Regions from separate parts of the Mus musculus genome. Here region 1 is linked to region 2. Evidence: chromatin loops called from intact Hi-C (ENCODE). Cell type or tissue: heart. All regions are shown on one strand. Each heading gives the region's core, and the rest is flanking DNA. Links, peaks and the distances in the headings are about the cores only.

The links. Peaks named below come from ENCODE experiments on the same cell type or tissue, not always from the same donor. Only the 100,000 strongest peaks of a DNase experiment are listed, where the experiment ranks them.
Region 1: a loop joins it to region 2, with 2.1 times the contacts of the local background. A loop is called at or near these places in 1 of 42 quality-filtered maps.

Annotation. Positions count from the first base shown.
Region 1 is chr1:153,584,693-153,592,412 of GRCm38, forward strand. No RefSeq gene overlaps it. Among named protein-coding and RNA genes, the nearest start is that of Npl, 39 kb to the left of the region's middle. In heart, for the core only: no CTCF peak of the experiment used is centred there; no DNase peak of the experiment used is centred there; H3K27ac peaks cover 804 bases.
Region 2 is chr1:153,638,834-153,646,553 of GRCm38, forward strand. No RefSeq gene overlaps it. Among named protein-coding and RNA genes, the nearest start is that of Rgs8, 10 kb to the right of the region's middle. In heart, for the core only: no CTCF peak of the experiment used is centred there; DNase peaks (open chromatin) are centred at 2,818 and 3,538; H3K4me3 peaks cover 1,310 bases; H3K27ac peaks cover 1,382 bases.

The DNA.
Region 1 (7,720 bases), core at 1,299-5,298, 55 kb before region 2:
GCCTTTGTGTTCATAAACCCTTTGCTCCATAAAAACATTCAAAATTATATTTCTGACTGTATGGTATAAAAGCATCTATGATTTTGTCTGGATTCACAGATATTACTGTTGTTATTATAGTAATGTTTTTCTTCTGATTTTAAGAGAAGAGAAATCAAAATATAAACATTTCTGTGGTCTCCTAGAGAGTCCTGGATCCTGAGGGGATACAGGGGGCAGTCGGAGGTGGGAAGGTTTTTTTGGATTATAGCATAGCCCATATATTTTCTTTGAAAGACAATTTTAATTGATACTAGGATTTTTCTTATTTTGAGCTCTTATACTTTTTTTTTAAATGTTTTCAAACTTCTTACCCTTTTTCTTTTCTCTCCCCACCCGCCTGCCCCAGCCACAAGAAACAGTCTATCTTCTCTTTGTTAATGTTTTGTAGAGCAGACCCTGATTCTACAAAGTTTGGTTTGAGAACCAGAAGCATTGACACACAGGAGCTCAAGTCTCATGCTGTTGTACCCAAGGGATCCGCATCTGCACAAACTCCCCCGGGGACCTCTACTGACACAGCGAGTGAGCTGGAAGCCCCTGAACTTGGAAATCTTGGGAAAAGAATGAGTGGGAGAGATTTGGTTGGAAAGCACTCTATAAACACTAAAGTAGCAAAGACTCATTTTTTTTTTAAACAGATAAAGGAGGCTTGTAGGTATAGCCTTCAGTGTGGGGGAACCTGCTCTGCTGTTTCTGGGCCATGGGGTGGTAGACTATCAGGATAGAAGGGTGGAGCACTGCAAAGTTGCTCAGCTCATAAAGGCCAGAAAGCAGAGAGAGAGATCATGGAAAAGGGCCAGGTAAATCATTCAGAGGCACACCTCTGACACACTTGTCGCTGGGCTCCGCTTTTCAGACATCCATCACTTCCCAGTGGTTTATTCAAAATTTTAATCCATCAGTGGATTAAACTGTTGATCATATGAGAGCCCCCACCATCTGCACGTCTCTGGGAATGGCCTCCCCGACTCACGTCGAGCCTTGTTCACCAATCTCCTAGCCGATTCTTAGTCTAATCAAGCTGACCGCCAAGATTAGCAATCAGACCCACCCTCTTGTGAGAGCATCCATGGTGACCACTGGACCCCTGATTGACAGGCTAGCAAAGCTCTTCCACAAGCCATCACTAGTAGTGTGCTAAAAGCAGAGGAGACCCAGCCACTTGGATTCTTACCTAATGGCATTAAAATGAAGCAATCTGGAAAGAATTTGCTCATTGTTAAGAGAGCAGGAAGAAGTGGTGGGGTGGCCCGTGAATGAGTCATACAGAGGAGACTTTTCTGTTTTTTTTTTTTTTTTAAGAGCCTTTGCTACTTTAGTGTTTAGAGTGCTTTCCCACCAAATCCTCTCTCCCACTCATTCTTTTCCCAAGATTTCCAAGCCTATTATGGCTTTTGTATTTTCCTGAGAGTCTTTTATCATACCATGAGAAGCTCTACAATACAATTTCGGTTTACTTGAGTTAGCTCAAGTAGGCTTCTGACAAAAGCTAAATTAGAAGATTGTATGCTCACCCAAGTGTTGTTTCTTCTTCTTTTTCTTTAGACAGAGTCCTGATACGGAACCCTGGCTTTCCTGGACTTGCTATGGTGACCAGCCAGGCTGGCTTTGACCTTGGGATGATTCTCTCACCCCTGTCTCTCAAGTGCTGGGCTTCTAGGAGTACCCTCGAACTTTTTACTGAATTGGACATTTTTCAGTGATGGCAGCCCACTTCTCTCAGTTAACTGTAGGCCACATGTCCACTCCCTGCCTTGGTCCTTTCTCTTTGGGCCATGCTATCCCACCCATCAGCAGTAGAGTAATATGAGGATGTTATTGGAATCTACCTTCCTGAAACTGTTTGTAAGAAGTGGGCCTGTCATCTGTAAAACTCCTTTCTTAGCACCTGGCAAGATGTCCCCGTAGCCTTAAAGTAAGATCTGTGTGTAACAGGGCACAATGTACCTTGGGTTAGACCCTGTACAAGATATTCTGCTAGATTCCATGTAGATGTGTAGGGATAGGTCCCTCAAAGCAAAGCAATGGAAATCAGTGACAGGGAGAAGGGCCACAGAGGTCTCTCCCAAGCCTGCTGTGACTTCACAACATTTCAGAAGAGAAATCCTCACACAAGGTTGTGTCTCCGAAACTCTCAATCTGTCGGCGGCAGAGAGGAACTCCGGCCCGTTCTCCCTAGTGATTGTCGTGTTCAGGTCAGTACTAACTTTAGCCCTGCCATCTTCGAATGGGGACAGTCCACTGGTGGATTCACTCTGCTGTAAGTGGCTAAGAGAGCAGATGAAGGGAAAGGAAATTATTTTACCTAGGCCCTGCCGGGTGTACGATGGCTTCTGGGGAAGCCACTCTGCAGTGTTCTGCAGTGTAATGACACTTTCTATTCATATAGCACTGATCTCCCGGGAGCTCAAGTCACCACAAGCACCTCATTAGCTCCTTTCACCTGGGAGCTCTGAGAGGGAGGGGAGATGGAGGGAAGGCATTTGCTTCACTTTCTTCTTGGTGGGTGGCTGTTTGCTGAGACCACCACTCCTTTGAAAGAGATGGTGGGTGGCCAGCCAAAGGACTTTCTTACCAAGTATAAAGGTTCAGGATTTTGTCTCTCTATTGGCTTCATGCTGTGGGTCCAGATACTTACCATTATAGAATTATTCTCCTTCCATCCCTACTTTGCCTCATTTCAATGTGGGACAAACATTTCTTGTGTAGGGAAACTGAGGTCCAGAGAAGCCCAAGAGGATGGCTGTTCTGCTAGGCTTACTGAACTGTTGGAAGTGTTGCTAACTATCTGGCTGATTTGTCATTTCATCTTCTTTCTGCTTGCATTCATCAAGGGATGCTTCTGACACGAGCTGTGGCCCTGTTATTTGGAGAAAGTTTATCCTAAAGAAACTTTGGAGATAAAGGGGATATATACCAAAGCCTGAAGGCAGGAGCCCCAAGCTGCTTTTCTGACATGACCTCCTCAGTCCTTTGTCCTGTGTAGTTTTCCTGGGATCAAGCTGCCTCCTTGGGACTTGACTATTTCAGAAAGGATCCAAAAGGCCCTTCAAATGATACTGGGATATAAATAGCTTCCACAGAAGAATGTTGCTTCAGTGATGTGAAGCTGAATCAGCACCATATTGAATTAGCAGCAATCTGGTGCTCAGGGTAATATAGTGATGGAAAATGAACACTATTACATTTTTTCCCCCTTTGAATGAGTCTTTAGCGAAAAGGACAAGTGGCTTCCAGGTGTCTTGCTGAAAAATTTCAACCACTGAGTCACTTGGCTGGAAGAACATGAGGCAACAACAGACTCTCTCAATGAAATGGCCGCCAACTTGGACTGGCCCCAGTTCCAACTTTAGCAATTCTTCGTTAGTCACTCCTCTGCACAGTCAGTTCCCCTTTGTGGATGCACAATGGGAGGAAATTCTAATGAAGGGACAAAGCTGCCGCTGTCTCGTCTGACCAAACATCCCCAGAGAGAACTGCCTACCCAAGCTAGGAAGAGCTTTTCTTGAGAGCAACCACCTGTGGGTCCGCCATGTCAGGACCTTGAATCACTGGCTGATTGGTGTGCCAATTCCTGTGGTTGCCAAGGATACAGAGAAATTTCTCCTGAATGTCCCATCAGGTAGCTCATCTCAGCCCTTTTGTTGTGGCAGGAAGTGGGATGAGGGGGGTGGAGATTGAAAGTTCTCTCTCTATCACTAACAATTCAATATCTGATTTGTTGGGATCTCACTGGATCTGAATTTTTTCTTGTGTAGGGTGAGGGATGAACAAGAATCAGAGATAAGCTCAAACATCTCTGAGTTCTCAGGTGACATGAACGAGTAGATTTTTTGACCTGAGGCACACTGGGGTCTGCGAAGGAGACTTGATTTCTCATCTAACATATCCACATTGAAGTTAAAAAACAAAAGTTGGGTGATGGTGGTATCTTTCATTTCAGCACTGGGGGTATGGGGGATGGTGTAGAAGCAGGTGAATCTCTGAGTTCAAGGTCAACCTGGTCTATAAGAGCAAGTTCCGGGAAAGTCAGAGCTATGCCTAGAAACCCTCTCAAAAAACCAAACTCAACAACACAACAACAAAACCAGACTCCCACAACAAAGCCAAACAAACCACCAAAGAGGAGACTGGATCTAATGATTAGAATTTCCAACCTTCTTGTTCTTAGAGATTGTGGAACCAAGGGAAAACCGAAGAAGCCCTCTAGCTCAGTTTGCTTTTAGTTATTTACTTTTAGTTGACCTTAAAAGTCACTGATGTTGGAGGCTGTTGTTCAATAGTTTCCTCAGAGATTGAAACAGTCCTCCTTATAGGAAAGCTCTTTAAGCAGAAAAGTAAACAACTCAAAAGAGTGTCAGGAAGTCCCTGAAACTGATCAGATTTAATAGGCCCCTCCCAGCCAGAATAAGCAAGAAAAACAGAGATGCTCTCAGAGGAGTGAAACGGAGCTGCAAAAAAAAAAAAAAAAAAAAAAAAAAAAGGGACTCTCAGATCATATTTGCTTTTTGGGAAAAGCAGAAAGCTTCCTGGAAGGTTAGACCAGAGTCACTTGGAAAGGACACTCCCCAACCTGTCGAGCAGCCTGCAGGTTGTGCAGTGTGCTTCAGGTTCCCAGTTTTTGTGAGCTGTCACCAATGTTTGGGTGGGCTTTGGTGATGCAACTATTTTTTTGAGGCAATTTCTGCTACTGTAAGTAACCCCTCACCCATATTCCTGTAAGTAATCCCAATAAAACTTATGGTTCACCAAGTTGAACTTTTATAGTTGGTCTGTACTTGGGTCTATTGGTGGATCCCTATCTGTGATGAGTAGACATATGTGTAGTGTCTCTCCAGGAAAGGTTTGACATGCAATGGAGGTAAACCAGGTGTGGGTCTCACTAATTTTCTGGAGATAATATCTCTAGTGCATGGAACGTGAGGATAAGACAATGGTTGTCAAAGCTACTTTTGAGGGACTTGAAGACCACAGTTGTAGAAGCCATTGCCTGCTTACTTGTGGTTGACATAATTGTATGAGTGACTTTTTATCCTATGAAAGTAAGAAATTTCAACTACATCTGCTAAAATGCATCCCACAGAGAACTACGAAGATTGATTACAGATGTGCAAACAAGACTGTAGACTTTGTCTTCTTCCTTCCTTCCTTCCTTCCTTCCTTCCTTCCTTCCTTCCTTCCTTCCTTCCTTCCTTCCTTCCTTCCTTCCTCTTTATCCATCCTTCAAGCCTTTCATGGAACATTTTTTTGGACTTGGATTTCCCATCTACAGATGGTTGCTTTGCAAGTAAACTTTCTCTTTGGAAAAAGTCTATTCGCTGATTGGCCTACTGTGTGGCAGCCAAAACAGGTCTGGCTTAGGTAGTGACATTTGCTCCTATTTTTAGTAATCTAGACTTTATCTGAAATGGTGCAAATTTCTCCCCCACGCCCACTTTCTTCCTCCCTCCCTCCTTCCCTCTCTCTGCTTCTTTTAAAGATAGTGTCTTAACTAGCCCAAGCTGTCCTTAAACTCATGATGTAGGAGAGAATGACATTGAATTTCTGATTCTCCTGTCTTCACTACCTCCTGAGTGCTGGGATTGCATAGAACACTCGCCTTGTTTGGGTACTGGGATTAGCCTAGAGTCTTATTGTTATGCTGAAACCCCTGCTAGCTCCTGCACAAGCTGGGAAACCCCATCTGCCTTCCTTCCAGGAACACTGAAAAACTGAAAAACTCCAGAACAAAGGAATGGAAGCATGAGCCCCACTCAACATTCTTGGCAACAGTCCTGATGCCCTCCTGTAATGCTGCCTGCCACTCAAATCCCTAAGTGTTCAGCTCTTGACCATACTTGGGCTTGGGCACAACCCCAGTTTATGGTTGACACATCGCCCTTTGCCTACAGTCTGTAGAGCTTCCTCACCTTAGCTTGTGTGTGTGACTTCCTCAACCCTGTTCTTTGGGACTGATAAACCTGCCCTGGAACACTGCCTAATAAACCTGCCTTTATTTAATCTGGTCTAATCTGGCCTATATCTGCATGATGGAGGGAGAGAAAAAGCCTATCCTCTTATGCCTGCTGGGCAAGCACTCTATCAATTGAGCTGTATCCTCAGTCCCAGATGAATCTTTTTGAATGTGAGCGAGTATAACACTGGGAACAAAGTCAGAGGGAATATAAGTCAAATAGTAGCAGAAAATCATTGCATCAATGTTATTGTTTAGAAAAATATTGCTTATGTGGTGTTACATGGCATCAGAGTGTTACTCGGATGCCATTTTTGATATTTATTTGTTTATTTAATGTTATGGGGTCTGGGTGTTTTGCTTGCGTTTGTGCCTGTGGACCATGTATATGCAGCACCCCTGGTGGTCTGAAGTCCCCTGGAACTAGAGTTACAGATACTTGCTAGTCACCATGGGGGTGCCAGGAACCAAACATGGCTCCTCTGGCAGAGCAGCCAGTGCTCTTAACCACTAAACTGTCTCTTCATCAGATGCCATAGTTATGGAAAACCAAGGAAAAGAAACCTACCGGCAGCTACACTGACGCGCCTCAGCTAGTCGGAAGGCCTTTTAAGTTCCATCCCCAGACCTCCTCGATTGATTGGCTTGTCCTTGTTCAGGTAACCAGAGCTGCCGTGAATTCATGTGGACAATGGCCGTGACGTGCAGAAGACAGCAGGTCACAGTCTCTCTCCACCCTCTGGCTCTTAGATTCTCCCTACCCTTCTTTTTGTGTTTTCTAAATCTTGATGGTGGTGGGTGTGGGGGTGGTGTGTGTGTATGTGTGTGTGTATATAAGTGTATGTATGTATGTATGTATGTATATACGTATGTATATCTCCATCCAGTTTAGGTAGGGCTGGATACCCCAGAGTCACTTATTCGCAGCGCTTTGATCAGCTATGATTCTTTGCATTAACTGCTGTCCATTGTAAACAGAAGCCTCCTGGGCCAAGGTTAAGAGCAATACTAATCTATGAGTATAAGCATACACATTTACAGGGTACTCTGGCTGGGTGTGGTGGTATATGCTTTTAATCTCAGCTCTTGGGATGCAGAAACAGACTGATGTAGAAACAGTTAGTTCAAGGCTAGACTAGTCTATACAGGGAGGCCTAAGGCTTCGAAGTGAGACCTTTTCTTTCTTTGCTTTTTTGAGACAGGTTTTCCCTGTGTAGCCCTAGCTATCCTGGAACTCTAACTGTAGATCAGGCTAGCCCATGTGCATCCATTTGCCTCTGCTTCTTAAGTGCTGGAGTTAAAGGCATGAACCACCCCTGCCTGGAAAGACCTTATTCAGAAAGGAAAAAAGAGAAGAAGGAAGGGAGGGAAGGAGGGAGACAGAGGAATGGTATAACAGTTTTCCATTTACCAAAACAACCAGATGCCTCCTAGAGCCTTTGACCTCTGCAGTCATGGGTTTTTGACCAGGTTTATAGTATCAGCAATAAACACTGATCACACCCTCTTCCTCATTAGAGGCTGATTATATTTTGATGTGCCTAGAGCACAAATGCAGGGATTATAACTATCCTGTTAAATATTTAAAATATTTAATGTAATTTAATTAATTTTAATTAAAAAGTTTCTTTTTTTTTTTTTTCGTTTTTCTTTTCATTTTTGGTTTTTCGAGACAGGGTTTCTCTGTGTAGCCCTGGCTGTCCGGGAACTCACTCTGTAGACCAG
Region 2 (7,720 bases), core at 1,951-5,950:
GGCATCAGGATTTTGAGGACACTAGTAGTTCATTATCCCCAGTAGCATCATCTTCTCTTGAGGTAATGGAAGTGTCCCAACTTTGCCAGGAAAACTCCTGGTTTGCAGCTTTCGCTATGACACAGGCACCTTACCCAACATGAGTGGCAGGAGAGAGTGTTTCACTCCTTCCAGAGAGAACTAGAAGAGTTTAGAAGATCTTGGGACAATTTGGGTTAGAACACAGGCTCAGAACTGTATCTGCTGTCGTCTGGGCCACTCAGAACACCCAGCTTGGCCATGTTGCAGGTTGTGCTACACATAATAGGTACTAAAGGGATCAAAAGGGAGCTTAGGTGGGTGTTGAGTGAATGCACAGATGAGACCACACCCCAAGTGCTCCTGACCATCTGTCACTGTGAACATTCCAATGACCCACCCATTGTGCCCCCAATAGAGGTGGCTCACTGGGCTCTATGCTATGGTCACTGTGGACGGTCAGAGAAGGACAGTAGGTTTGAGCATCTTTGATCAAACTTGACGAGCCAAGTTTTCATCCCTTTCAACACGTTGAGTTGCCTCCAAGTGACCTATACTTTTGACTTGCTATGAAATTCCCGTTATGGTTACCATTTAGGGCTTAAATAACAAAGTTAAAGAATTGAATTTTGAGCTGGGGAGATGGCTCAGTTGGTAAAGTGCTGACTTGAGTTGGCATCTCCAGCAGCCACATAAAGACTGTACAGTGGTAGGCCTGCATCCGTAACCCCAGGGCTGTGAGGAAACCCCGAAGCTCATAGGCCAGTCAGCAGAGCTGAATCACAAGCTGCAGGTACAGGAGACACAATGTGTCAAAAAGTAAAGCAGGGTGTGGCTGCGGAAGACAACACACCTTGACTCTCACTTCTGCATCCACGCCCATACATGGATATTGACACAAACCCATTCTTCTCTGTCTCTCTCTGCCTCTCTGTCTCTCTCTTTCTTTTTCTGTCTCTCTGTCTCTGTCTGTCTGTCTCTCTGATTCTCTCTCTCTCTCTCTCTCTCTCTCTCTCTCTCTCTCTCTCTCTCACACACACACTCTTAAATTTATCCAGGGCTAAATTTTAGTTTGTAATTTTAGCACTTGGGAGATTGAGGTTATAAGGACCAGAAAATCAAATTCATCTTTGACTGCTTAGTGGATTTGAGACCAATCTGGGCTACCTGAGATCTTTTCTCAAAAACGTGTTTTAGATCATTGTAGGAAGTTATTGGAAGATTTGTTTTTATATAGGAAGAATTTCATTAAGTTTCGATCTTAATGATCTCCTATTTGTCAGGTTAGTTGGTTGACTTCTTGGCCTTTGAGATACTATGACAAATAATTAATAAACTAGTTTATGTTTGAGACAGGATCTCATTAGGTAGCCATGGTTGGCTTGGAACTCAAAATGTAGACCAGGTTGGCCTCCAACTCACAGAGATCTGCCTGCCTCTGCCTCCCACAGTGTTGGGCTTAAAGGCATACACCGTCCTGCCCAGCCTAACACAAATATTTAAATCCAAGAACCATACAGAAAAGCAGGGAAGATCTGGGGCATCCTAGGAACCTCTTCTATGACACATCAAGTGCTTTAAGGGACACAAAGTTGCAACTGTCCCAAAGGAAGCTTGGGCATGAGTATGGTATAAGGAGATGATAACTTTCATTTGCCTTCTCTGTGTCTGGCACCTTGTTGCCTTCTACTATGATGCCACAACTCTGCTCAAACATAAACCATGCTTGTCTGTGGCCCATCAGTTCAAATGGCCTGCCTTGGACCACCTTGGTGCTACTGGCTCTCTTAGTTTGCCTTTGGGGCAGAGCTACAGCTGTGTGAAGGAGGCCTAAATACTATGTTTTGACAAGAAAAATGACACACTGGACAATTTTTATGATGAATTTGTTATGATGCTATATAGTGTATATAATTCATTCATTAAAATCGAGAGGCTTAAGCTGAGTCAGGTTTGCCACAAGTTCAAGTTTCATGCTCATCATGGCTATAATGTTTGATTCTGTCTCAAAAGAATAGGCAAAACTGTATATGTATTAATGTATATATTATGTATATATTATATGCACATATGTATGCATGCACGTGTATAGTATGGCACATGGTAACTGCACACACATATAAACATGTAAATACACATGTAAACAGAGGTGTCTGCAAAGAATACTGGACTCAGATTTGAAAAACCTGACCTCGAATCCCACTACATACTATGAAGCCTCAAATAATTATTTCTTTCTAGTGTATCAATTTTCTGCAAAGTCAGTAGTCCTCTGGCTGTTTCTATATATGAGTCTTTTTAAATGCAAAATCTAGAATTCAAATTTCTTTCGAATATATTTTGCCAGGTAGCAAACAGAGATTCCATCAACTTGTGGGGATGTGTTTTGGCTTTGTGCGCTTATGAAAAAAATGAAAGCGAAGAAAAGTTCTGGGTCTTCCCAGGTCTCCTGGAAGCTTGGCTATTTCACGAAAGCCCAGGAGATGGAAGATCCGTTCTGCACCTTCGAAGCCAGGATCATCCCAAGGCTGTATCCATGGTGTCCCCTGGAACTCGTCTCTGGACCGCACTTCCTTTCCTCCAGGAAAAATCCAAGAATGATGTTCTTGCTTGCATTTAGGGAGAGAGGGGAGAAATGCTTAGGCCAGCCAGGCATGGTTGGGCTCTTAGAGGCGTACAGGAACAAAGTAAGGCACCCGGCAGAGGAGGCGGGGCGGATGTTTGGGAGGGTCAGGTTGGGGTGAGTGGTCACACCTGCTTCCTTCCATTTTCCAGGGCAAATGGCTTCAGCTGCTTCCCAGCAACAGCAGTTTCATAAAAGCTTTTGAAAAGGTATCAGCCAATAGCAGGGCGGGACCCGGTCTAACAGCTGGGGGCCCCTCCCCCTCCTCCTGGCTGGAGCAGAATTGGCAAGCAGCAGATGGAGCCTCAGTGGGCTCCCAGGGCTTGGCTGCAGTGCCCCCAAGATTCGGGAGCAGAGGCATAGACAGACCCTTCACAGGTTTTCTTTTGGCCCGGGCTGTTTTCATTGGCCCGGGGCCCCCCACACCCCTCCACCCCCATCTCCCTGAAGGCTTGCAGTTTCCTCGGTGGGGTGTGAGGCGCCAGATCTCATCCTGGGCAGACACCCTGTAAAGATTTTGCTCAAATGTTAAAATTGCCTCAAGTCTTCTCGTGTGACATTAATCAAACAGCTGAGCTGAGCTGGCCCTGCTGGAGCACAGCATTCATTAGAGTCCCCAAGGGACCTCTTTCTTTAGATCTGAGAACTTTTGGCTGCTGGAATAAGATATCCTCTCTGCCAGGAAGGCCCCAGGCTTGTGGCACTCCGAGGGCCACTCCCGGGCTTTCCCTGAATGCTTTCCGGGATTCGGAAGCCCTATGGCCATCCCCAGGGCGCTCTCTGGATTCCGATGAACCCCCGCAGCAACCAAGTCTCTCGGAGAGCCACAGTACTGGGATCTGCATGGAAGTTTCTGAGGACACAAACATATGGCGCATGTCTAGACTGCTCTGAGAAGTGTTTTCAACTTTCCCTGTGGCAAGTGTCAGTCCCTGGGGGCTGGGAGTGAGGAGAGTCCCCGGGCCCCACGCCAAGGATGCTTGGCTCTCCTAGCTAAACTCTGCTCCCAGGAAGGAGCTGTTTCCAGAAACCCTTGCTTTTCCTATCTCTGTTGCCCGCCCCCCATCCTCCTCCTTCCCCCACAAACCAACCAAATAAATGCCTTTCTTGACTTTTAAATACGGCTCGATGCCAGGAAAAGAAAAGCCATTTAGCTGTGGCTGCCTGGCCAATGTTTCTAATCCCAGGTGGAAGGAAGGATGTGAATGAAGGCTTGCCTCAGTGGCGTCCTGAAACCTCTGGCTCTGGGATGAAGATCTGAAAGTACAGGCAGAGAGGAGGCTTCTGCTACAGAGATGAATCGGCAAATGCGATTCATCTAGATTCAGTTAGAACGCCCCTGCTGTAACCCGTCTTTGGCTTTAACCTTCTCAGAATTATTAAAAAAAGGAAACGAACCTAGTTTCTTCCAGGTATTTTCATCTCTTCTGCCATCCTCTCTTCTCACAGACACACAGTAAATTTGAGCCCTCCTTGACATTTGAATATATGTAACTACACCTTCACTACCGCTGTTTGTGTGTGCACCGATTTAATTTGTGTGTGGTTCCCATTTAGTGCATTCAAAAAACCGAGGCACGGAGGGATCAAGTCACTTGCCTAAAGTCACACAAACTTTGCTTGTTTGTTTGTTTGTTTGTTGTTTTTTGAGACAGGGCCTCACCTGTAGCCCAGGCTGGCCTAAACTATATAGCCCAAGATGGCCTTGGACTCATCTTGATCCTCCCGAGTTCAGGAACTACAGGCATCGGCGCCACAACTGACCCTGACAGCAGTCCTGTCAAACCCTCTGCAGGTATGCGAGGCTCCAGTTTTCTCCCTTCTCCTCAGTGGATTTTACATTTTGTTTTTCTCAACCTGCTTAGGAATAGTCATGGGGACCCACAACAGAGTAGCAGGGGAGGACAGAGCCAGAAACATTCAAATGTGCTCAGCTTCAACAGGCTGCTTCAGCCTTCAGCCCTTCTAGTGGTCATTTGGGTCATTCTTCCCGGTGGGTACAGTGTCACACTGGATTCTCTGAGTTGCAGCCACCATGATAACGCTGGGCTATCACGAGTGTGCACCAACCTTTCTCCCAGTTCAGTTCAAATCATTTTAATGAGCATGCAAATGACTCCTGGCAATGAAGACCCATCACCACACTATACAAACTGGAGAATGCAAATGTTTTTGCTGTAGCTTTACATTTTCAGGAAGATAGACTTGGTAGGGGGCAGTGGTGGGGGTGGAGGTGGAGGTGGAGGTGGGGGGGCTAGTCACCAACCTTACCTCATTTCAGACACACACAGGTTGTAAGACTTCTTGGCTGTGGGAATCTTAAAGGTGTGTGTGTGTGTGTGTGTGTGTGTGTGTGTGTGTGTGCATGTGTGTAGATTTTAGTGTTGGGAAAGCAGAATATTTTACTTCTATCTTTTCACAAGAATGGAACCCTATTCTAGAAGCCCTTTGGAAGGGCTCTCCTTAGGTGGCCTCCCTTCTCTGGGTATCTGAATTTTGAACTATATCTGAGCTTGATGAATTCAGCCTTGCTCAGACACCTATTTTAATAATAACTGAAGGATTAAAAATAACTATTTTTTAAAGACTAGAGAGAGACTATTTTGTAAGGAATCTGGTTCCTGGATGGGCTCTGTATTTCCTTCTCAGGAGGAGAGCTAATGACAAGGCTGCTCCCCACCAGACTAGAAATTGCCTGCAGATTCTTTTATTATTCTGTGAGGATTCCATACATGTGTGCAATGGAATATGATCATATTCATTTCCCAGCTCCCAGCTCCGGCTCCCCTCACATTCCCCTCAGCACCTCCTCCTCCTAACGGTATGTCTTCTTCTTCGTCCTTTTCTGCCTCCTCCTCTTCTTTTCCTTCTCCTCTGGCTCTTCCTGTTCTTCTCCTTCTCTTCCTTCTCCTTCTCCTTCTCCTTCTCCTTCTCCTTCTCCTTCTCCTTCTCCTCTTCCTTCTTTTGCCAATTCACTAAATCCAGTTAGTGCTGCCCATGCCTTGTTGTGGGTATGGGGCCATCCACTGGAGCATGGGAAAACTACCAGTGACCACACCCTAAAGAAAAAATGATTCTCTTTCGCCCAGTAGCCTCAGTAAGAGGTGGAGTCTGAGACCGTTTCCACCATTGATGCAGGGGCTTTGGCTGACATGATCCTGGGTAGGTTTTGTGTGATGAGATCAGCTGGTGTGAGTTCATGAGTGTAGCATCCATGTCACACCCAGAAGACAGCATTTCCCAACACCCTCCACATTTTTTAGTTCTTTCCTTCTTTCTGCCTTCTGTCCCATGTTGTTCCCTGTGTGACGAGAGTGATGGCAGCCATCTAGGGAACTGCCAAATTGGTTCTCTGGCATGAACAAACACTTGAATGACCAAGTAAGACAGAAGACCAAGTTACAGAGGAAAGACCACTATCAACTTTATACAAAGAAGGAGCTCTCTTCCTTCTTGTTTCTGTACTCGTGGGGAAAATGTTCAAAAAGCAATGGGTGTCGATGGTCTTGCCATTGTTTGAAATTTAGACTTGATGGTGATGGGTCTCCTTCTCTAGTGTTTCTGTGCTGTAGTAGCTGCATAGTGTGTTGAATGGAGTGACGAGTCTGGGCATGGTGATACATGCCTTTTAAGGTTGAGGCAGGAGAATGGACAGAGAGTTTTAGGGAAGTGTGGTGGGTTGAATAAGAATGGCCCCCATATGTTGGAATGCTTGGTCACCAGGGAGCGACACTATTTGAAAGGATGAGGAGGTATAGCCTCGTTGGAAGAAGACCAACTGATGGTGGGCTTTCAGGTTCTCAAAAGCCCAAGCCAGGCCCAGTGGCTTCCTGTTCCTTCTGCCTGTGGATCTGAATGTAGAACTCTTAGCTCCTTCTCCAGCACTGTGTCTGCCTGTGTGCCACCATTGCTCCAGCATGATGACAGTGGACCAAACCACTGGAACTGTAAGCCAGCACTAATTAAGTGCTTTTCTTTAGAAGACTTGTCTTGGTCATGGTGTCTCTTCACACCAACAGACCACTGACTAAGACAGGAAGCTCAAGCCACAGAGTGAGATCCTGTCTCAAAAACCAACAGCAACAAAAATCAACAAAAACCAAAACAAAAGTGGAGAAGAGTTTGTTGTCGTTCACAGCTCTTTGCAAAACGCACACTATGGTTCTCTGGTCCAATATGTCCACTTTCTGTGGTCCTGAAGCCCAAAGCTTGCTGCAGAGTTAACAGAACACATGAAGGTGAAGACAATCCTGAGAGATACTTACTGACACCATTTCTGGTTGTGGTCCTCTGGCATTCGGAGAATTGTTTGATGTATGCAGTGATGTAGACAAATGATTTACAATTACAACCTACTTATAAGTACCAAAGAAAAAGTTAGCACTGACTACAGAAAAATTAAAGAACCCCTTCTTCAAACCCAATGCAGTGTGTGTGTGTGTGTGTGTATTTCTTATAATCATTTTTATGCTTCTATATGTGAGTAAAGAATTATTCTTTATTTTTTATCCTTTATACTTCTTGGCATTAAATTATTATATAAAAGTATAGTGTCATAAATATAATTTTTAATGCTCTTATTTGGAAAAATGAAACATTGATGATTCTGTATTATTAAGTGAGATTTAGAAACGTTTGCTAGGCTATGATACAAGTATAGAAATTTTATGGCACAAAATGTCTCCCAAAGCTAGGGTTGTTCATTGAAGTATGTATGTTAGTTAAAGGCTCTAACACACATGGCTGATAGGTAACAGAGCCTATATGGAAAATTTCAAGGCAGGGTTGGTGTGGGAGATCATACAAGAGAGCATGGCTAGGCAGTACTAGAAGCAGACCAAGGACCTCCATGACAGTCACCTTTAGCGCCTGCTAACACCGCAGTGATGCTCTTATCAAATCACAGTATCTTTGGTTGACATTGCCTTAACAACTTGTTGTAGGTGAGGCTTCCAGCTGGCAGGCGAAGAACAAAACACAGAGCCATAGCAATGGCAACAGAGAGATAGATAACTTAGTGAGCATGGAGCCCAAAGAAACCAATGATGTGCTCAAAGAAAGGAGCTGGGAACTGATTAC